Linked DNA regions of Homo sapiens: all the other regions are linked to region 4. A link is a loop called in an ENCODE intact Hi-C map of the cell type or tissue named here. Cell type or tissue: mammary epithelial cell. All regions are shown on one strand. Links, peaks and the distances in the headings refer to the core of each region. The heading gives the core; the rest is flanking DNA. Region 1 has its middle 96 kb from the start of LINC03055. Region 2 holds the start of LINC03055 (long intergenic non-protein coding RNA 3055). Region 3 overlaps RREB1 (ras responsive element binding protein 1). Region 4 has its middle 81 kb from the start of LINC03055. Region 5 has its middle 28 kb from the start of LINC03055.

Evidence for each region. A loop is a pair of places that touch in the nucleus more often than their neighbours do. Peaks named below come from ENCODE experiments on the same cell type or tissue, not always from the same donor. Only the 100,000 strongest peaks of a DNase experiment are listed, where the experiment ranks them.
Region 1: a loop joins it to region 4, with 2.9 times the contacts of the local background. A loop is called at or near these places in 2 of 110 quality-filtered maps.
Region 2: it touches region 4 in a loop (8-fold over the local background); 6 of 110 quality-filtered maps call a loop at or near these places.
Region 3: it touches region 4 in a loop (2.3-fold over the local background); 5 of 110 quality-filtered maps call a loop at or near these places.
Region 5: it touches region 4 in a loop (4-fold over the local background); 11 of 110 quality-filtered maps call a loop at or near these places.

What each region holds. Positions count from the first base shown.
Region 1 is chr6:6,979,895-6,984,445 of GRCh38, forward strand. No RefSeq gene overlaps it. Among named protein-coding and RNA genes, the nearest start is that of LINC03055, 96 kb to the left of the region's middle. In mammary epithelial cell, for the core only: no CTCF peak of the experiment used is centred there; a DNase peak (open chromatin) is centred at 2,247.
Region 2 is chr6:6,882,095-6,886,645 of GRCh38, forward strand. LINC03055 (long intergenic non-protein coding RNA 3055) reads left to right here and starts at 3,579. Exons shown (of 3, transcript XR_926430.2): 1 at 3,579-3,939. All of the region lies in intron 1 of LOC105374903 (a long non-coding RNA gene), which reads right to left. In mammary epithelial cell, for the core only: no CTCF peak of the experiment used is centred there; no DNase peak of the experiment used is centred there.
Region 3 is chr6:7,146,139-7,150,689 of GRCh38, forward strand. All of the region lies in intron 1 of RREB1 (ras responsive element binding protein 1), which reads left to right. Among named protein-coding and RNA genes, the nearest start is that of RREB1, 40 kb to the left of the region's middle. RefSeq lists enhancers at 1-51, 310-459. In mammary epithelial cell, for the core only: no CTCF peak of the experiment used is centred there; DNase peaks (open chromatin) are centred at 293 and 2,463; H3K27ac peaks cover 2,137 bases.
Region 4 is chr6:6,801,991-6,806,541 of GRCh38, forward strand. No RefSeq gene overlaps it. Among named protein-coding and RNA genes, the nearest start is that of LINC03055, 81 kb to the right of the region's middle. RefSeq lists enhancers at 1,055-2,254, 1,564-1,743, 1,994-2,053, 2,064-2,203. In mammary epithelial cell, for the core only: CTCF peaks have their summits at 1,264, 1,952 and 3,340 (motif pointing left); a DNase peak (open chromatin) is centred at 1,791; H3K4me3 peaks cover 153 bases; H3K27ac peaks cover 3,593 bases.
Region 5 is chr6:6,855,215-6,859,765 of GRCh38, forward strand. No RefSeq gene overlaps it. Among named protein-coding and RNA genes, the nearest start is that of LINC03055, 28 kb to the right of the region's middle. RefSeq lists an enhancer at 1,442-2,641. In mammary epithelial cell, for the core only: no CTCF peak of the experiment used is centred there; a DNase peak (open chromatin) is centred at 2,137; H3K27ac peaks cover 249 bases.

The DNA of each region.
Region 1 (4,551 bases), core at 307-4,306, 180 kb after region 4:
AATCATAATTATCTTTTTTAAAGCCCGTCTCCAAATATAGTCACACTGGGGGCTGGAGCTTCTGCATAGGAACTTTGGGGAAATCCAGTCCAATCCATAACAACTTGCTGCACTATTTACCTTGCAGTTTATAGTTTTCAAAGCACTCTCATATTTCATTTATTATCCTTGCAACACATCTGGAGATAGACAAGCACGTGTTGCCCCATTATACAGAGGAGGAATCCAAGGGCCAGGGGATTCCACAACTCACCAGGGATACGAAACTGTTAAGTAGCAGAGCAAGAAATCAAATCCAGGTCTGTGGGACTCCAAGATCCTTCACAAAAATAAAAAAGTCACTGGTTCCAGTAGAATCATATACAATGTACTTAGTACTTGCGTGACACTTCACCAGGGGGAGTACAAAAGTGGGAGACCCCACTGGAAGGAAAAGCAGGTGGCCTTGGGAGTCAGAAACACAAGCACCTGTGCCCATGCGTACACAATGCCAAACTTCCCTGCCTTCTTGCCTTCTCTCATATACAGCTTCCCTTCTGTACAGAAGTTAGGTGACCTCTGCTCCCCCAAGGCCTCATAGCCCACAATGAGTTGCCCTCTTCCGAGATGTGTCTACCACTTGCTTGAAAACAAATCCCTTTCTGCCTAGAGAGTGGTTCAGTTTCATGGATCTCAGCCATCCCTGCTCGCACCTAAGTCTGATTCTGTTCTGCACTTTCTCTGCTTGCCACAATAGTTCCAGATTTTCTGTTTGTTTGGGGTTTTTTGTTTTGTTTTGAGATGGAGTCTTGCTCTGTCGCCCAGGCTGGAATGCAGTGGCGCGATCTCAGCTCACTGCAGCCTCAACCTCCTGGGCTCAAGCGATCCTCCTGCCTCAGCTTCCCAAGTAGCTGGGACTACAGGTGCCCACCACCATGCCTCACTCATTTTTTGTATTTTTTGTAGAGGCAGAGTTTCACCATGTTGCCCAGGTTGGTCTCAAACCCCTGGGCTCAAGTGATCCGTCCGCCTTGGCCTCCCAAAGTGCTGGAATTACTGGCATAAGCCACCATGCCCAGCCCAGATTTGTTTTTAAAAGTCTTCCCCAGAAAATAGAAAATTAAAAAAAAAAATTAGAAAAGACAAAACGAGAAAGAAAAAATATAAAATAAAATAATAAAAATGTAACAAATAAGTCTTCCCCAAACCTTACATATCTGCGGAGAAGAAATCATTTTATTGATAACAGCCTAAATCTTGGTGAGATTGCAACATCCTTCTCCCAAGGCTGAAAAAACATGAAGCAAAGAGCTACGAATCTCTGCAGTCTGAAAGCCAGAAGGCCACGTCTCCCTCGCCCAGGGCATGCGTTCCTGCGCAAGAAGAATGGAAAGCGTTCCTTGTTTTTGTTTTGGCTTTCTTCTAGGAGATTTTCCAAAATAAAGAGATCCTGCAAGCTGGCACTTCCTGAGTATGGGGAGATGGAGTAAACGCCCCTCCCATAGTGCAGTACTGTGTATTACATACGTTCTAGGAACACAGTGCCCAAAGCAGTAGTGATTCGACAGTGTGTTAAATTCCAGACATGAACACATGAGTTATTGGACTCTGCGGAGGCGAGCCCTGACCCCTTCTCAATCCAGCCTAGTCCAAACCCTGATGATCTGACAAATAGATATGCAGCTGGTGGATACTACGGACAGGCATACTCTACACAAGCTGTACTATTTAAACAGTTACCTCCTTTGGGTTAATAAATGTACTTCGAGATGACAATATCATTGTTTCAATGGGTGAACTAAATGCAAGAGGGTCTTCTAATTAAAATGGGCTGTGTTTTTCAAAGTTGTCTTTAAGTTTCAGGTTAACTATCCTAGTTTGTGCAGAATTGGAGGGGTTTTCTCAGGATGCAGAACTTCAGGTGGTAAAACTGGCAGAGTCCCAGGCAAATGGGGACAGTTAGTCACCCAGTTCCATGATGGGGAACTTGTCAGGCATTGTGGAGTGCATGGCCTTTGGGGGCGGGGGCTTTTTCTTGGTTAAGTCACGTCATTTTTCTGCACTTCTTTTCTGCATGTGTCCTAAAGCAGGGATACTATCACTAGCCTCAGAGCTCCCCTGTGAGGGTTAAGGGATTCCCTTTGTGTGAGTGGGCACAGCCAGTACTTTGCCACATCAGGAGGGGTAATGGGCAGGTGTGATGAGCCAAGGTGTGGCTGGCCAATTCCGGTGCTCACACCTTGGCCCTGTGTAGAGTTGCACTTTGAAGAGGTATCCATGCCAGGAAGGGTTGTGCCATGAGTCATGAGGGCAAAGCTGAAGTCAGGGTCTGGAACACCAGGTTGGGCTCAGGGACATGAACAAGTTTCAATATAGAAGCAGGAGACTGGGGTCAGTGCTGAAGATGCTAAGCAAGAGGATGGGCCGGGCATGGAGGGTATGCAGGCTGGGGCAGGCAGAGAGAGGCGAGCCGGGTGGTAGGCATGGGAGGCCTGTGTTCAGAGCAGCAGGAAGTCAGAGCTCAGAGACCCAAACTGCCTAGAGGGTACCATCCAGGAGCCATTTCAGCCATGGGAACATAGCTGAGAAACTCACAATATGAAGGGAAGAAAAGGCCTCGGAGGAGCCCAAACCCACATTGCAGTCCCCATACAAGACCCCCTCTTAGACCATGACTCAGATCATGATTCTAAGACGTTTTGTGATCTGTCTTCCATTGCAACGCAGACGCCAAATATTAGCACAAGAAGTGCCATCACAGTCACTCTGAGAAGAAAGGTGTATTAACCATCGGTCAATGGAGAAAACAAATACAAAAGAAAGAACAGATCCGTCTGGGGCCATTTACCATAGACCTATTTACCTAGACCTCGAGGGTCCAAGATCAGAGCCAGACAGACCGTTCCGCTCTCATTGATCCATCCTCCAAGTTTTCAGGATGGCTTATGCCTTATAGATGTTCAAGATCCCTCCCTCACTCACCCACACACCCACTCATCCTGGGAGAATAGGTGAATGAACTGTGGTGCATTCATACAATGAACTACTCAGCAGCAAAAAGGAACAAACCATTACTAAGCAGAACCATCTCAAAAACGTTGTGATGTAGGGGGAAGGGGCAGATGTAAAAGAATTTATACTGTATAATTCCATTAGCATGAAATTCTAGAACAGGCAACACTAACTTGTGATGGCAGAAAGTAGAAAGTGAGCCATTCTGGAGGGCATGAAGGATTTGACTGGAAAGGTAACACACAAGGAATTTCTAAAATGGCAGAAGCAGCTGAGCATGGCGGTGCACACCGGTAGTCTCAACCCCTTGGGAGGCTAAGGTGGGAGGATCCCTTGAGGTCAAGAGCTGGAGATTGTAGGGAGCTATGATCCCACCACTGCATTCCAACCTGGGTGACAGAGCAAGACCCTGTCTCAAAATAAAATAAAATGACAGAAGCATTCTGTCTTGCTTGTGGTGGTTACACAGGTGCATGCCAATTTGCAAAACATATCAAACTAAACACGAGGTCTGTATATTTTATTGTCTATGGTATTTAGTTTTTTTGGTTTTTTGAGATGGAGTCTCACTCTGTCACCCAGGCTGGAGTGCAGTGGCGTGATCTCAGATCGCTGCAATTTTCACGTCCCGGGTTCAAGTGATTCTCCTGCCTCAGCCTCCTGACTTGCTGGTACCATAGGCACGCACCACCACGTCCAGCTTTTTTTTTTTTTTTTGTACTTTTAGTAGAGGTGGAGTTTCACTGTCTTGGTCAGGCTGATCTCGAACTCCTGGTCTCAAGTGATCCACCAGCCTCAGCCTCCCAAAGTGCTGAGATTATAGGCATGAGCCACTGTGCTCAACCATTTTATTGTCTATTAATTACACACCATTTAAAAACAGTTTAGCTGTCTGGGCACAGTGGCTCATGCCTATAATCCCAGCAGTTTGGAAGGCCCAGGTGGGCTAATCACTTGAGCACAAGAGTCTGAGATCAGGCTGGGCAACATGGCGAAACCCTGTCTCTACAAATAATACAAAAATTAGCCAGGTGTGGTGGTGCACATCTGTAGTCCCAGCAACTCGGGAGGCTGAGGGTGGGAGGATCGCTTGAGCCAGGGAGGCAAGGTTGCAGTGAGCCAAGATTACACTGTTAACACTCCAGCCTGGGATACAGAGCCAGATCCTATCTCAAAAATATATATATATTTATATATTTTATATATATAATATTATTATTTATATATATAATAAAATATATTTTTTTGAAATAGGGTCTGGCTCTGTATATATATACATACACACATATATGTATATATATATACACGCACATATATGTGTATATATATACACACACATATATATAACATTTTGAAATGCATCTACTGACAGCATTTTTTTCTGATTTAAAAGTACTGCATGTGTCAATTATCTGTTTGAAAATTCAAACATCAAAATAACTTTTAAGAACTCTATAGTCATTCCAAATGTTACACACACACATCATTCACCCCTCTGTGTGCCTGGCATCGTGCTAGTCACTGGGAATACAAACGTCAAGAACCATGATCCAACTGCGG
Region 2 (4,551 bases), core at 284-4,283, 80 kb after region 4:
CGAGGCCTTAGCTGTTGGCAGCATTTTCTACCAGAGCTTTCCTTCCACAGGGAGAAGATTCCCAGAGCCCTTAGGAGCCAGGATCTGGCGGTTGGGAGATAGCAGTCATTCATGCATGCATGCATTCATTCATTCATTGTTCATTTGTTAAATATATATTGAGGTCTTCTAAAGCTAGATGTGCTATGTCCTGAGAATAAAGGTGAACAAGACACAGTGCCTCCCCTCAAGGAGCTTGTCAGTCTAATGGAGAGTAAAATTGCAGACAGAAGGACTCTGTGGAAAGCTCCAGACAGGTCATGTCACTCCTCTGCTCAATACTCTACAATGGCTCCCATGCTCCTCAGAGTAAAGGTCAAGGTCCTTCCCACAGCCCCGTGGGACCTGGCCACCCCATAGCATTTATCCATCCTCCTGCTCTTTTCCTCCTTTTCTCCTCTCTAGCCACACTGGCCTCATTTCTCCTGTCTTCAGGACTTTGTACCATACCTTTAGATGCCATGCCATACCATACCATACCATACCATACCATACCATACCATACCATACCATACCTCACCATACCATACCTCTAGACGCTCTTCCCCAAATAGCTAGATTGCTCACTCCCTCCCATCCTGCAAGTCTTTCCCCAAAAGAGGCCTTCTCAGGGAGGCCTTGTCTAGCCACCCCATCTAAAATGTCAACACCCCCAGTATTTCATATCCTCTTCCTGATTTATTTCTTCTTCTCAAGACATCTTCCTCTCTAATATTCTCTACCCTACCTCCTAATCTTGCTTAATTTCTATCTCTGCCCACCAGCATGCAAGCCTCCGAGAGCAGCAGGGAGCTTTGGATTATTTTGGTTTTGTTTTGTTTTTTTGTATTTAGAGCAATTAGTGACTAATACAATATATAGAAGAGGGGGGAAGAGAGGAAGGAAGGAAGGAAAGAAGGAAGGAAGCAAATGAAATTTTCAATATAACCTGGCACCATGGAAGCACACAGAAAAGCCTCCTAGCCCAGCCTTGGGAAGCCAACAGGCTTTCCTGAGAACTGTAGAATGAGTCAGAGTTGGCCAGGTAAGGAGCAGACAGAAAGGTAATTCCAGGAAGAGGAAGCAGCACACACCAATGGCCACACCTGCAGGGAGACCTAGGTGCCGTGGGAACTCGGTGGCTGGAAGCTGCATACAGCTGAACGTGGCACAGTGGCGAAAGGAGGGCGGGGGCTGAGTGGAAGAATCCTGCAGACCATGAGAAGGTGTTTAGAATCCATCAAGAGAGCAGAAGGAGGCAGCGGAGCAAGCAGCCAAGTGCCATAACCAGATTTTCCCTTTACAAAGGCCAGAGTGAGGAAAATAGATGGGAGGAGAACAAGACTGGAGGCATAGACATCAGTTAGGAAGATGTTTCACTCACTCCACTGAAAGACGCTAATGGATGAATTAGGGCAGGAGTCAGCAAATATTTTCTGTAAAGGGCCAGATAACAAATATCTGGGGCATCTTCGGCTCTGTCTTTTTAGCAAGAAAAGAAGCCATGGGCCGGAGCAGTGGCGTAGGCCTGTAATCCCAGCAATTTGGGAGGCTGTGGTGGGAGAATCACTTGAGCCCAGGAATTCGAGACCAGCCTGGGCAACAAAGCGAGGCCCCATCTCTACAAAAAAATTTGAAAACTAGCCAGATGTGGTAGTACATGCCTGTAGTCCCAGCTACTCAGGAGGCTGAGGTGGGAGGACAGCTTGAGCCCAGGAGTTCGAGGCTGCAGTGAGCTGTGGTTGTACCACTACACTCCAGCCTGGGCAACAGAGTGAGACCCTGTCTCAAAAAGAAAAGAAAACAATAAAGAAATCAGCCATGGGCTGGGCACCATGGCTCACGCCTGTAATCCCAACACCTTGGGAGGCTGTGGCAGGTGGGTCTCTTGAGCCCAGGAGTTTGAGACCAGCTTGGGAAACATGATGAGACACCATCTCTACAAAAAAACAAACAAACAAAAATTGCCAGGCATGGTGGCGCATGCCTGTAGTCCCACCTACTCAGGAAGCTGAAGTAGGAGGATCGCTTGGGACCTGGGAGATTGAGGCTACAGTGAGCCGAGATCGCACCACTGCATTCCAGTCTGGGTGACACAGAGACCCCATCTCAAAAAAGAAATCAGCCTTGGATGGTATACAAATGAATGAACATAGCCATGTTCCAATAAAACTTTATTTACAAACCAGTCAGCAGACAGATCAGGCCTAAGAGCCATAGTTTACTGACTCCTGAATTAGGGGGTAATAAAGAGAAATCCATGTATTGAAAGAATGTTTAAGAGCTACAACTAGTAGAGCTTAGTGATTAATTGGCTTTGGGAAGCAGTCAAGGAGGTACCAGTGGCTGAAACAATCAGCACCCATGCCCATGAGTAGAGGCTGACCGTGAGTCACTCGGAGAATCTCTGTATCTTCCTATTTCCAAGAAATCAGTGAAAAGTTGTGCAACTTTTTTAGTGTAATGTTAAAAAAAATTCTTCTATATGTGGGATAAAATTGTCACAATGCTTAAGAGGATACATAATAAAATCTCAATTTTCTTCTCCCTTGATCCCCGCTTCCCAGTTCCCGGGCTTGCCACCGTGCCACTTTCAACTTCATGCAGCCTCCAAGGGCACCAAGTTTCCATGGCATCCACATCTCCTCCAGGTACAGGAATTGGCTTTCTCTCTGCCTCTTACCTGGCTGACTCTGACTCGTGTGTTCCAGGGAAGAATGGCCTAAATTGCAATGAGGGAGAGAAAAGGATCCCCCTGCAGCCCTTAAGCCCAGGCGGGTCTGGGGCCTGCCTTGAATTGTAGGGATCACACCCCTCTAGGCCTGAGAGCCGCTGAACGGCCCTATTAGTGTTTTCCTGCCCGGAAATGTTTCCCTCCTCCAGCCTCCTCTGCCAGGTCTTCTACAAGGTGCCCTGTACCTTTCCTTTCACCCGACTCCTCCCCAGGTCAGATAAAGCTGGGAGCAGGAGGCTCCTCGAGCCCCACTGAGAATCAGAAAATATCAGGGGGTGCGTGTGTGTGCTGGTGGGGCTGTTGCCAAACTATGCCTGGAGGTGACAGCAGTGATGCCAGGACACGGGGGCCGATCTTGGGTCTTCACAGGGAGGGAGAAGTGCCAAATTCTCCAAAAGTGCGCATCAGGCAGTGAGGTTAAAAATAACAATAAAATAAATTCTAAAATAAATAGGCCAGGCATGGTGGCTCACACTTGTAATCCCAGCACTTTGGGAGCCTGAGGTAGGAGGATCACTTGAGCCCAGGAGTTCATGACCAGCCTAGGCAACAGAGCGACACCCCATCTTTAAAATAACATTACATTAAATTAATAAAACAGAATAAAATCAATTCAAAAAATAAACATAAATTTAAAATTAAATGAAATAAAATGCCAAGTGGCCAGCGGTGGGCCGCAGCGTGTGGGGCAGGCAGGCAGGAGAGTGGCGGGAAGAGGGACTCCTCCTTCTGAGCACAGTCTCCAGAAGTGGCTCCTTGTCAACAATTGTAAAGGTCACATGCTGACGCGACAGTTGCTGAGGCTGTGATGCAAACGCACGCAGGAAGCGTTGTGCAAGCAGGCTCTGGAGACCCGCAGGCTCCTGGGCAGAGGGCTGCCTTCTGTGTGGGCTTGCCCCTCGCCACACCTGGCCAGGAGCCTCCCCCAGCCCCGTGACCCTTGTGTCAGAGCCTGGCCAGATGACAGACGGCCTGGGGTGCAGGCGAGACCCACTGAACTGGCAGCTGAGGACAGGTCCAGGCCCAGTGGCTGGGGGACTTCTCAGAGCAGGTACCACAACAGCTACCCAAGGACTCAGGACTTTTCTCCCACAGCCAGACTTGGTGATTGCATGAAGGAGCCCAGCCTCGGATGACCTTTCCCCGTGACAAGGCACTAGGAGAGCACAGACCTCCCCACACAAACAGTAAGTCAGCATGTGGTTAAAAATGTAAATATGCACTACAGAGTTTAAAATATATCAACCGAAGGAGTAAAACCAGACTGTCTGCTTGTCTTGGATTCATTTTGTGCTGTACAAGGCTCAAAAGGAACCCAAATTCTGGCTAAAGAGGCCTTTTATGGGAGGCCCCGCCTTGACGGTGACAGGTTGAGACCTATTGCAAACCCGTGGTGGCCTCACCCACCAATTTCCTCTGCAGCTTCTTCCCCCTCCATGCTCCAGGCTGGCCAGCAAGCAGGCCGGGGGCCAGGGGCACACTAGCTCCAGGCGTGACAGCCAGATGCTTCCTGCACCACCAGGCCTGCTCCGAGGCTGCATCCCAGAAGCCACTCCAGGCAGGCAGGGTTTCTTCCCAACATCTTGGGAAACAGAACTTACACATTACCCCCAGCACACACACAGTACCTAGAACACTCTGGCTTCAATGCCACGCCCATCTCTGTCTGTGTCTACACTGTTTGGGGTTGATTGATAAGGCCCCAAATGCATTCCCACCAAGAGCTCGTTTTGCAGACTTATCATATCACACCACGCCAGGGGCACGTGCACGTTTTAGAACATGGTATCCTAGAGGTG
Region 3 (4,551 bases), core at 265-4,264, 340 kb after region 4:
GGCTTTCCTTCTAGGCAGAACATGGATGTGAATAAAACACTTTGTGGAGCCTGTTGTGTGAGAAGCAGGCAGCGGCTGTGGGCCTCAGCCTTGCCATCTGTTTCTAGAGCAGTCTGTGGCCCGCTTACCATGCCCTCTGTCATGTAACATAGGCCCCATTCAGCAGCAGCATTCTTGAATGTGCATTTATGTCTCTGTGGGACCGGGGGTAGATGGCCTGAGAGGGGGAAAGCAGGAGATGGGAGGGGAGGAGGCGAGGTGGGGACGGAGAAGGAAGTGTGTGCACACGCAGACAGCCTGGGAGGGCAGTGAGGTGGAGTCACTGCAACTCGGTGCCAGCAAGTCAGGAGACATTACTGCTGGAAGTATCCACAGTTAGCTCTGACTTAGGGGACGTCTTGTGGCCATAAATGTGGAGGAACCGAGCTCTTTAAAAGCCAGTTTGGGTCTGATATAAGTTCTGCTTCGTGTTTGTGTCCATTCACTCCGTAAACATACCATATATAGTCATGTTTGAGCTCACTATAACACACATTGCAAGGGAGCCGCTCATAGTGCACACATCCTTTGGCTGTTAGAAGCAGACTCACATAGGCTATTTCTGGTGTGTCGTGGCTTTCTTCTTTCTTTTTTTTTTTTTGGTGGGGAGGAGGTGGTGGGGGAGGGAGAGGAAAAGGAGCTCTTTTTCCTTCCATCTTCACACTGGTTGGAAGATGTTTCTGATTCTAGTTTGTCTGGCACTCTGAAAGCTAAGGAACTGTATTGTCATGGCAGAAGAAACAATTCTCTGTGTGCATCTGTTTTAGAATGAAACCGTACTTTTCTTAGTATCTTAACATCACATGCATTTTGTAGTTTATGGTCTCCAGTCTCCAGCTGTTTTTGGAGCACCTTCTAACTTTGAGAGGGTGAGCTCTAGCCTGTAAAATGGACTGTGGGTGGCTCGTGGAGAAGGTGCCCTGGTGTGCTTTTCTGTGTCCTCTCTGGATTCTCCCTGAGCTGTCCACCTCTGAAGCCTGCTTCACCTTCAGACTGCCAGGGCAAGACATGCAGCTTCTGCAGAACTCATGGCAGCCGTTTTCCACTTGGCCGAGCTGGGTCTGTGAAGCAGAGAGGAATCAGTAATAGGAAAGAAATGTAGTTGTTTTTTTCCCCCTTAGAATACCTACCATACTGCATTTCAGCTTGGAGTGCGCAGCATGAGGCATTTGTGGTTCAGAAAAGAGGTCTTCCTTTTTCCTCCTCCTGTTTTCTTTTCCTTCCTTCTCCCCAACTCCCCAAAGGCTTACTGCCTTTCTTCTCAGGCCACGTGTGTAGATAACCTTTGAGGAAAAGATGGTTTCCGTGCTGGGATATTTGGATATTACCTAAAGGGACAAGATGAGCCCTTTCTTTGCCTTGTTTTCTTTCTCTGGCCTCATCAGAGTGAATTATATCTGACTGTGTGACAGTTAATTGTACCATCCATCCCGTGTCCTAAGCTGATAAGCCCCTCTCTGTCTGCCTCCATCAAGCTTCTTTGTTTGAGAAGTTCCTAATGCAGTAGGAGAACAAAGTGACAGTTTTCTTATTTACTGAAGTCTCTAAAGCACATTCATAATGCTCTTCATTGTATCTTTCTTATAACTTCATTCCTTCAACTTAGGTAATTAAATTGTTCCATAGTACCAGTGATTGATAAGTTAAAACTTCCTCAGAAACATCAGTGAGTTCAGGAAAAAAAAAAAAAAGTTTGTGTTTTAAGCTGCGTGTATTCATTCCAAACTATTATTGGCTTGGTAGACAGTATTCACAGTAAGACACTGGACACTGCTGGATTGCCAATTACCATTGTGGATATAGCAGTTGATTAGCTAGCTGACTCAAAAGTAGTATATTGCTTATGTAGAGGTCGCTTATTTGGCATTCTTCGGTCCAGAATATTCAGCCGATGTGCTTGCGAGTGAGTGAGAGCCAGCAGGGTATACGTGGGGGGAGAGGTATGTAAAATAAAGTTTTCAAAGCCACAAAGGTGTTAGGAAGTCCTGGTACTAACACTCCTACCTTGATTCCCATTGATCCTTTAGGCCTGCACTTCAGCACTATTTATTCTTACTGTAGATACAGCCCTGGCCACCTTGTCTCACATTTTCCAGTCTACATTTCTGAGGCCAATGTTGGGGATGGAAAAAAGCCATCAGAAGGAGACACATTGACAACAAGCAGAAAAGATGTTAGGGGATGAGACAAGAATTCAAACGGCATGGCGGATTCCCATTGGGGGAATTTCACAGACTGGACAGAGGAGCCCTCTGTGTTATTTCTTAAAACTGCCTGTGTATCCACAATTATCTCAGGAAAATTTTCAATTGAGAAAAACAAGCATGGCCAACAGAGCCATGTGGTACAGTGGCAAAAGTAAAGTGGGGGGGGGTGGGTATGTCACTAGTTTCCAGAGGCAGCCTAGTGTAAGTTGTTCATCGTGATGATCCTGAGTCACCCCCACAAAAGGCTGAATTAATCATACATTGATTCACCATGCTATGCTTAAGGAAACAGGGAAGTTTGAAAGATACTTTAGAATGATTGACACCCAGGAGTTTTATATGGAAAATTAATTTCTGAATACTTTCCTTCCCCCTCAGTGATGTGCAGCTGCTTCATGAGTTAACATGACGTGTTAGAATAAACCTTTCAGTATAGTCAGACATATACTAAAATATTATATATTTTGCCCAGATTTGTAGAAAAAAAGTTATTCATTAACAGATTCAGATGATGTCCAAATACCATACCAGGTTGTCTGTATTCCCTTTATTTTTTGAGACAGAGTCTTGCTCTGTTGCCCAGAATGGAGTGCAATGGCATGATTTCGGCTCACTGCAACCTCTGCCTCCCAGGTTCAAGCAATTCTCCTGTCTCAGCCTCCCGAGTAGCTGGGACTAGAGGCGCGTGCTACCACACCCAGCTAATTTTTGTATTTTTAGTAGAGTCGGGGTTTCACCATATTGGTCAGGCTGGTCTCAAACTCCTGACCTCAGGTGATCTGCCCGCCTTGGCCTCCCAAAGTGCTGGAATTACAGTTGTGAGCCACCACGCCTGGCCATTTGTCTGTATTCCTAATGTGAATTGTGCATATTTATCACCAAAAGAATATATAAAATGTCATGGATTTTTAAAAGCAAATGATACCAAAGATCCCTAGGTACCAGAGAAGTCATAGACATCCTGGAAAACATAGTCTCTGTAGAAAAGGAATACTGAACTTAAAGGAAGTCTCAAGTTAAATTTAAACCATCAAATGGTGAATTGGAAGGAAGGAGTGCCCTCAACTAAGACTTACTGTAAAAAACCATAGAATTTTAGAGCTGGAATGGACTTGAGAGGTGACTTGTTCTGTTTTTATGAGTTTGTCTTCATTTTACCCAGTGTTCTTCCACAATTCATGTCTGTGCCCAGAATTGAACAACTCACCTGGAATAGTGTCCACATGGCTTTTTGGCCATGAGGAATAATCCTAACTTGGAAAATAATAGGTATTTACTCAGCAGAAATTATTAGGTTTTGGGTTTTGTTTGTTTTTTGTTGAGACAGAGTTTCGCTCTGGTCGCCTAGGCTGGAGTCCAGTGGCGCAATCTCGGCTCACTGCAACCTGGCGCCTCCCAGGTTCAAGCGATTCTCCTGCCTCAGCCTCCTGAGTAGCTGGGATTACAGGTGTGCACCACCACGCCTGGCTAATTTTTGTATTTTTAGTAGAGACGGGGTTTCACCATGTTGGCCAGGCTGGTCTCAAACTCCTGACCTCAGGTGATCCACACACCTCGGCCTCCCAAAGTGCTGGGATTATAGGCGTGGGCCACTGCGCCTGGCCTGGTTGGTTTTTTTTTTTTTTTATTCTTTTTTCAAGGTTATTTGCTAATTTTATTCTTCTCAGTAGTTCCATTTTATAGGTAGAGAACACTTCAGCACTCCATGGTGCTATACCAGACTCTTTCTTGGCCTTGTTATATATTAATGGACATTTTCATGGAAATCCCAGGGTTGAAAACTCCCCAGAGTTGCTAATACCTGCTACTGGTTCTCAAGTGGTTTGATATTATATACATAAGTGTGGAGCATTGCTGGACCCAGGTTTTAATAATCAGATTAATAGATACATTTGAAACATTGTCATATTAGCTTTTAATACTACTGAATTTAAGTCTTCTGTGCACTTAGGTTTGCTGTAACGCATGGTTAACATATATAGGTTGGTATAAATTTTTCTGTTCCTGATTCAGATAGGGTTTTTGTGTGTTTTGGGTTTTTTCTCCATAAGAGAAATTGTTCCCTTTGAAATTTTAATTAGTTTTGAAATTAAACTATAGTTGTGCATATGCATGGCAGCTATACCTCCTGATTGCTATGCTGAAGGTAGAAAGTATTCTCTTGTTGTATAGACATTGGTCATACTGTCAGGCAAGGGAAATGCCACTAATTTCTGTTTCTTGAATTGCATACCAGAAATAGGAATTCGTTGTCTGACTGTTAGATGCTCAGGGCAGATGGAAAAGTAAGAAAAACCAGGACTTC
Region 4 (4,551 bases), core at 383-4,382:
TGCTGCTGCCAGGAATCAGAACACTTGAGCCTCTTAAAACTAGTGAGTGGCAGGGCTGGAGAGGTTCCCCTGTGTGTGAATGAAAAACTAACCCAGGGATTACAACACGTGCCTTCCTGGCTCTCCTCTCTGGGCCTGGAATGGCTCCTGCCTCAGTTTACCCATCTGAAAACTACCTAATGAGACGCATCCTCGGCCCAGGGGTGGGAAAGGATGAGTGAGTGGAGGCAAGGGGGATGGCCCGGGTGGCCGGCTGCATTCTCTGCTGTCCACCCTCCTGCCCTCCTTCTGGCCACGTCACCTCTCCTCCCTCTCCTTGAATCAGATTGACCCAATAACAGCCTGATCATCCAACTTCCACCCCATAGGCATCTCCCAAGACACACTGGGTTGAGAATGACTGTGCTGCCACTCCTCACCGAAAATCTCTCCCTTCTATGAACACCTCCCTGCTGGGACCAGCCCTCCCTCTCAGGTCGCCAGTTGCCGCACCAGCCCTTGTTGCGTGCTGGGGACAACACCATCACTTAGCTCATCACAGTCTCTTCTTGCCCCCTCAGTGTCGTTCTTGGCTTCCACAAGGGTGCTGGGCTCCTGACATCAGCACCCAGCTCCTTGGGACACACCCCCCTGCCATCTGCTTGAATCAGGAGCCAACATAGGGAGGCAACCTGGAGTCCTCAGGGTCCCTATGAGCTGGGGACAGAGCGGTCATCATTACTTACACGGTCAAGATGTCCTCTTTGTTCTTGGTCATGAGCTTGTTCTTTGTTGGAGGGAAAAAAATTGAGGGATGTTATTCTTTAATAAAAGTTTAAAGAAAAAAGAGTGGAGGGAGTGGCGAGGAGCCAGGGAAGAGGATGTTGTAGAAATCGGGAGAGGGGAGATGAGGGAGCACCTGCTCGGAGACAGTCCTTTTCAGGCCATGCAGTGACACCTGGACCTCGAGGTGAGCCACAAGCACGGTGGGATGCTTCCCGTCCATGGCACCACCGCAGGGGCTCCCTACGGGATCTGAAGGGTGAGGAAGGTGAGGACGGCCACCAACCGAGACAGCGTGGGCCAAGCTGGGTTCTCTGACCCAGCCCTTTCACGTGCCTAGTGTGGCATCAGCAAACAAAAAGGAACTGTGCGCACTGCCCTTGTCCCCCTCCCCAAGCCCTGGAGAAGCCCTGCAGTCCTGCTCTGTCGGATGAGGCTTTGTCACAGAGGAAGCATTGCGTCCGTCATTGCTAATGATGAACAGGTGACAGGGTACTGCCAAGTGCTGAACCTCATGAGGGCACAAGCAAGCCACCCACCAGGAATTAAAGGGAGTCACAGGGTTTACTCAGAACAAGCCAGGTGCCTTTCAAGCAGGGATTGTGTAATCCTCACCATAACCTAATCAGGTCTATGTCAGAGCCTCATCTTGCAGATACAAACACTGAGGCCCAGAGAGGCTGTCATACATCACGGTTGCACAGCAGCTGGGGGAGCCGGGATTTGAACTCAAGACTCCAAAGCCCTTTCTCCTTGCCTTGCCCAAGATGCCCTCTTATGAGATCGGCAGGCAGCCTTGTTATCATTCAGCAGCTAAAGCTGTGGCCAGAGGAAGGTGGAAAGGTGAGGACACACTGCTTCTCCTCACAGTCCAGCGAGTCCCTGCCCGACTCCTGCCCTGCCTCAGGGGAGGGAAACACAAAAAGGCAGATCCTTTCCTGGTGCTGGACACACCCCGTGACGTGTCCCAGGGGTACATGGATGCCTCTGTCATGAGTGAGCCTTCGAGGCCGGGCGAGCACCAAGCGTCTTGCAGTGCTGAGACACACCTGGGGCCAGGCTCCTCCTTCAGGGAGGAAGAAAGATGTGGCAAGATGAGTAATGAGGCCGGGCAGGGAGGAACCTGGCTGGTTTCAGTTAACGCAGGTTTGGGGAAGCACCCAGCTAGCTTCAGTTCAGGACACCACTAGGCGAGGAGGGCACCTCTCTTCACGGTTCTGTTCCATCGTGATGTCTGTCCTAAGCAAATGCTGTCTATGATCCTTCTGCAATCTTAGTGCCCCAGAAGTGGCTAGGGATCCTTGATTTGGCCATAATGTCCTGCAGATTGGACCTTATTTCCATCTCCCCAGAAGCTTTTTGGAAACAAGAAAGGCCATTTCAGAGTACAGGTGCAAGAGGGCCACAGAAGAGCCTGAGGCTGATGCCAAGCTGATGGGGTGAATCTAGTCCACATGACCCTAGAAGGAATATGTCTGACTTCCTGCTCCAAGACTATGGGAGGGGAAGGAGGCAGGAGGTAGAAAAGGGGGAGGCAGTGTCTGCCTGGCTGGGTTTTAGGGCAAGGGGCAGGAGGAGGGTAGGGTACAGGCCAAGGCTAGCACGACATCAGCCCTGGCTGGACAGAGGTGCTGCTGCCGGCAAGAACCCACCCTCATCCTCATCCTCATCTGTTGCCCACTAAAAACTCCATGGTTTCCACAGAAACAAAACGAGTCCCATCTGCAGGTGGGGCAATCCTCTTGTCCCTCTTTCTGCCTCACCCTCGTTTCTCACTGCCTGTCTCCTCCCTCTCCCTTCTTCTTTTGCATCTCTGTCTTCCCCTGAACCTCTTCCACACCGCCATTCCCTTATCTCCACTCTCCTTCCTCCCCCTCCCATCCTGCTCATGCCCATTTGAAATGGGAGCACACACTGGGCACACTCTGCAGTGCCCCCTCAGGCGCTCCCAACCCTGGCAGCTGTGCCATAAGCTGCCAATTCGTCTCAATATTCTATTTTACCATTCTGGCAATTTTCAGCTATGCATGAGATCTCTCAGAATATTGCCTTTGCTTTACTTCTAGGTGTGGCATTAGGACTAAGTCTGGGCCAGTGAAAAGTCAGCAGGTATGCTGTGTGCAACTTTCTTTTTTATTTTAGAGATGCGAACTCAAACTCCTGACTCAAGCAATCCTTCCACCTCAGCCTCCCCAGAAGCAGAGACAACAGGCCGGTGCCACCATGCCCAGCATAGTGTCCAACTTTTTAGAAGTGACCACAGATAAAGGCAATGTGCCTCAGTCTTTCCTTTCCACCATCCTTGTTAGCAGGAATGTGGACATGATGGCCGGAGCTCATGCAGCCACTTTGGCATATGAAGTCTATGTCTCAGCCAGTGTATCTACTTCCCAGGATCTGCTCAAGTGTGGTTCCTCTGCTCAGTACCACATTAAACTTCTGAGAGGATCACCTGACATCACCACCTTCTTGTAAACCATGAAAGAGTTTTTATTTTTTTAAATGAGGTTCATTGAGTTTCATGCCATCTGGTGGCAGAGATTACTGTGCCATGACATTTCACCTGCCTGGCCAGGCTGGGCCCATGGTGGTGGATGTTCCTGACTTCCCATGTTGCTTGTAGGCACAACCCAACAGCACATTGCTTCATGCCTCGCGTCACATGCCTCCCACCACCTGCCTCAGGGCTTCCCTGTTACTGTGAAGAGCAAGAAACCCGGGGATCTACTCATTCAGGTAGACACACGGCCTTTCCAGACAAGGTCTGTTGGGCTGAGATGGGCAGGTGGAGAGTCCCCCTGACTCACACCCGCTCACTTACTGGCCCCAGGTCCTGTGTTCACAATGCAGATGCTCCTGCTGCTGTTTCAGGAGCTGCTTTTCCCAGCTAGGAGATGCCAGCTGGTGCCACCTGGAAGTGTGGAGTCCTGCTGCCCCGTGAAGCCAACTTTGACTAATGGGGGACATGGCCAGGCAAATTTTTCTCCCTTCTTCTCATATGTATTATTCCAAGCCCCAGTGGGCCTTTCTAGAGACACTCTGTGAAACTAAACAATTAGCTGCATTTGTTGAAAGCTGGGGCCGGCCTCGTAAAGCACCCCTTTGTATTCTACTCCTTCCTTCTCGGCCTCACCTCTTTCCCCCTTCCTCTTGCTTCCTGGAGTTGCATTCCTCAAGAAAGTATTTGTACATTAGCTTTGGCCTCAGTCTCTGGTTTTTAGAGAACCCAAACTAAGACAGGGAGACACATGGAGGATGGCAAAGAAGAGATGCGGAAGGAGCCGGGGTCCTAAGAATTGTGGCGTTGCCAAACCCCTCCTGGACTGGGGGCTTCTTGGCCTTTAACCTGGGAGAGAAACAAATGTCTCTCTCATATTTAAGCTACAGCTATTCAGGACTTTCTCTTACCTGTAACCTTTTCCTAATAAATGCAGCTGCACGAGCCGGGCTTGGTGGCACACGCCTTTAATCCCAGCACTTTGGGAGGCTGAGGCGGGCAGATCACCTGAGGTCAGTAGTTCAAGAACAGCCTGGCCAACATGGAGAAACCCCATCTCTACCAAAAACACAAAAATTAGCCAGTTGTCATGGCATGCACCCGTAATCTCAGCTACTGGAGAGGCTGAGGCAGAACCCAGGAGGTGGAGGTTGCGGTGAGCCGAGATTGCACCACTGCACTCCAGCCTGGGCAACAGAGCGAGACTCTGTCTCGAAAAAAAAAAAAAATGCAGTTGCACATGCAAATCACCTCTGGGTTGCAATTCCCTGGACAACACCAGCCCATCATTA
Region 5 (4,551 bases), core at 173-4,172, 53 kb after region 4:
TTCCCTAAATCTATTTTCTGACGTCCTGAAGGACTTCTACTAGAGCCAGGAAGTATCATTAGATTTCCATCATTGACACCCTAACAAATCTTAGAGACTAAGGAGTCACATTTGCAGCCTGCTGGCCATCTCAAAAGCCTGTGCCTCTACTGAGGGAGTGGGAGAAAAAAGACCTCAGGACCAGAATTTAGTGAGATATTCTATAAACTCCAAATCCAACCATTTTCCATCCATTCATTCAACATATATTTATTGAGCTCCTCATGAGTGCCAGCCACCATCTAGGCATTGGAGATAGAGTGGTGAACAAGCCAACTAAGTCTCTGCTTCCATGGAACTTGTACGTTCTAGGGAAGGAGAGAAATCAGTAAACAAATGCATGTGTAAGACAATAGTCATCGAAGAGAATTTTAGGCAGGGATAAATACTACTAAGAAAACTAAGGCAGGCCAGTCATGGTGGTTCACACATGTAATCCCAGCACTTTGGCAGATCACTTGGCCCAGAAGTTCAAGACCAGCCTGGGCAACATAGTGAAACTCCGTCTCTACAAAAAAAATACAAAAATTAGCAAGTCTGGCTGGGTGCAGTGGCTCATGCCTGTAATCCTAGCACTTTGGGAGGCTGAGGTGGGTGGATCACCTGAGGTCAGGAGTTCAAGACCAGCCTGGCCAACATGGCAAAACCCCATCTCTACTAAAAATACAAAAATTAGCCGGGCATAGTGGCATGCGCCTGTAATCCCAGCTACTTGGGAGACTGAGGCAGGAGAATCGCTTGAACCCAGGAGGTGGAGGTTGCGGTGAGTGGAGATTGCACCACTACACTCCAGCCTGGGCAACAGAGTGAGACTCAGTCTCAAACAAAAACAAAAGCAAAAACAAAAACAAAAATTAGCCGGGCGTAGTGGCACGTGCCTATAGTCCCAGATACTCGGGAGGCTCAGATGGGAGAATCACTTGAACCCAGGGAGCAACAGAGTGAGACCCTTTCTCAAAAACGCAAACAACAACAACAAAAATTAGCCAGGTTTGGTGGCTTACACCTGTGGTCCCAGCTACCTGGGAGGCTGAGATGGGAGGATCAAGGATCAAGGAGGTTGAGGCTGCAGTGAGCCATGATTGCACTATTGAACTCCAGCCTGGGCAACAGAGCAAGACCTTGTCAAAAAGAAAAGGAAGAACGAAGGAAGAAACTAAGGCAGAATGGGAGATAGTGATGATGGGTGGGTGGGGTTGCATTCCACAGAGCTGTCAGATAATGGGAGGAAGGAGCTAGACATGGAGGGTCTGGGAAAAGCATCCCAGGATGAGGAACCAACAGAGATCCTGTGTCGCAGGACCAGGTTTGGAGGCTGCTGGCACCATGAGGACGTGAGGGCTGTAAGCTGGCAGAGCTCTTAGAGTGAGCATGCTGAGAGCTGTAGGTCATGGGTCGGAGCGTGGGTTCTATTCTACTGTGACAGGAAGTCATGCCGTGAGAGGATTTCCCCGCAGTGAAGTCAGGTGATTCGTGTCCTTAAATGCTGCCCGAGGACTTCTGAGTAGGTGGAGCCTAGGGAGGGAGAGCAGAGGCAAGGGGATCAGTCGAGCCCCGCTGGTGGGATGAGTCTGCCGGGACAAGGGGTGCTAGCTGTGGTCCTCGTCTGCCTTGTTCTCAGCTGTATCCTGGCCCCCAGATGAAGCCTGGCCACAGTGTACTTGGTAAATAGTGGTTGCAGGAATGACTGAAATCCTGGCCTGAGTGAGCTCACAACTTTCCATATGAGGCAAATAAGCAGATCTGTTGGTTATGACCCAGATACGTGGTGACCAGGGCAAACGTTTGTCAGAGGAGTGACGGGTGGGGGCTGGACTGTCTTCCCGGTACAGCTGTGGAGGAAAGCAGGCAGTGCAGCTGGGACATGCAGCCGCTGTCCCCTGGGGCTGGCGGAAGGGTGTGGAGTGACGGAGAGGGAGAGCTGCTGATCAGGGAGCTGGGCATCCCGTTGCAGCCTTACTGGGAAGCTTGCATCCCAGAGCCGACTTGCCTCACCTTTATTCAGGGATTCAGGCCCTTCCCCTCCCCCAAGGGCTTGCTTAATTCCCCTGGCTTCCTTGAGGCATACTCAGAAATTCCTTTCAGTTCCCCTTTCTGCTGGCTGTGCTTGAGGCAGGGATGGGCCAAATACCCTCCACGCCCTTGGTCCATCCAGAAGTACTGAGTCAACAGCCCTTTCCCAGAATCTACCTCCATCTCTTTCCACACCTGCAGCCGGACTGTTCCCAGGAATGAGGTGGGGCAGGACCTGAGAGCAAAGTGTGAGCTGGTGTGCAGAACCACCCGGAGGTGGAAGGAAGCTAGAATCTAGTGTAGGGTGCCTCTGACACTTGTCCCACACATAGATCTCCCAGGGATGACTGTGTGGGTCCGAGGTGGGATGGAAAACTTGCATTTCTTACAGGCTGCTGGGGATGCTGGTGCTGAGGCTTCCGATCACCCTGGAGGCACGGCTCTGTATGAAGGCAGGGTGAGGTTGGCAGAGGAGAGATAAATACAGTCACAATTTACTGAGTGCCAGACACCGGGCTAAGGGCATTATGTGAATAATCTCTTTTAATCCTCACCAGCCCTGTGAGTTGGCACCATTATTATGCCTATTTAACAGATGAGATTTAGAAAGACTGGTGAACTTGCTCAAGGTCACAGAGCTTGCAAGTGAGACTTGAACTCAATTGTCTGACTCCAGCAGTTGAACTATTAAGAGAAATTCCGAGAGGATAAATCTTGATCGTCTGACTATGATGTGTTGTAAGCAACAACTAGAGAAAAGATCAAGAAATGAAAAAAGATGCCCATACAGCCAACAAAGGGAAGGGTGTATATTGTATATGCAGCTATGACTGGACCCAGTAGAATTTCAGGATGCCTCAACTTCTGAACCAATCAAGATTAAAAATAGCTGTGACAAAAGAAAAAAGATAGCATGACACATTATCCTCTTTGCTTCGAATCTATCTAAAAATCTATATTTCAGGATAAAATTCCCTTCAGATTTAAAAATTTCTCTTTTATTTTTGTTGTTCTACCCCACCACATCCCAGGGCGTTTCGTTCAAAATATGTAGTAAGTTATTTCTCTAAATTGTCTTTGTTTTTTATGTATAAAGTATAATAGATAAGCACCTAGTATAAATTATTTCAGATTACTATACTACTGTACAAGGTAAACAGGAGATATGCTGAAATGCAGTTGTGGAGTTACGGCCTGACTTGGTATGAATAGCCTTTAGGTGTTGGACAGGGAAAAAAATGTTGGACAGAATTCTCCTTGCTGGACATCGTGCACATTGAAAATTAAAATACGTCGTGGAATTTAAGTATTTATAATCAGCACAACTCAAGTAAAAGCAACAATCTGGTTTAAATCCTTCACAAAAGGAAACTCAACGTTGGAGCATCTGAAGGGCGTACTAGCCCAACTGTTTTCTTTCCTAGGGAGAAAGTCCCTTGAATGTTACACAGGCTTAAAGCATGACCTTGCATTTTCATCCCTTGGCTTCCTCATTTTTGTAGATTTCAAATCAGACCCGAAAGACCGTCTCACGTGGTTAAATAATGTAGTGTCTGGGTTAATGACTCCAAAATGCAAAATGAGACCGGAGAGAGAACAGACTGTTTCTCCTATAGGCTGCCCTAACTCTCAGCCTCTGGGTCCTCCAGGCGCCCCATAAACATAATCTTGTGCGCTTCTGCTCATCACACCTTGTATGAGTACTCCACGGGTTTATTATACACGCAGGCTCTTGGTGGGGAGACAACAGTGAAACTGATAGATTGTAATTCACGTTCCAGTGAATCCTATGCAGGAGGGGAGGAGTCTGACCACAATAATGAGGCGTTCTTTGTCTTAGTTTTGCTTTTTTAACAAGTTTCCTAAACCTTGGTGAGCTCCATGCTCAAAGGAGTTCAGGGGCATTCTATTCAGGAAATTCTGTTTTTCCTTATAAAATTGGAATTAAAATGCTCTCATCTGCACTTGCTCCCCCAGGCCTTGGAGACTTGGTCCTGGGGACTCCCATGTGTGCAGACCTTGCATTGTCACCCGTGGTGCTTTTTCTCAGCTCCTCCTCTGAGTGGCAGAAGGAACGCTAAAACTCAGATTTCCTGCTTCCACTGCAGGCCTTTCTTCAGATGCTGAATGCCTTTCTACGTTCACTCCGGAATTATTAATATCGGACTGACACCCCCCTGCTTCCATCCTCAATTCCTGTACATATATGCCTGATGTCATCTAATGTTTTCCCTTTGGGGGAAAACAAATTCCAGCTTTCCAACAGAAAGCCCTAGATTTATCAACTCTTCAAGGCTCTCTGTATACAGCATTTTGAATCTAGACAAAATACATAAAGAGTTGATACCTTAGTTTCCAAGAAAATTATGAAAGCAAGCCCTGCTGTTTATGATTATGGGCTCTAAATGTGTAGCCCGGCCCTGTCCAATAGAAATATAATACAAGTCATGCACAGGATTTTAAATTTTCTAGTAGCCATGTTCTAAGAAAAGTAACAGA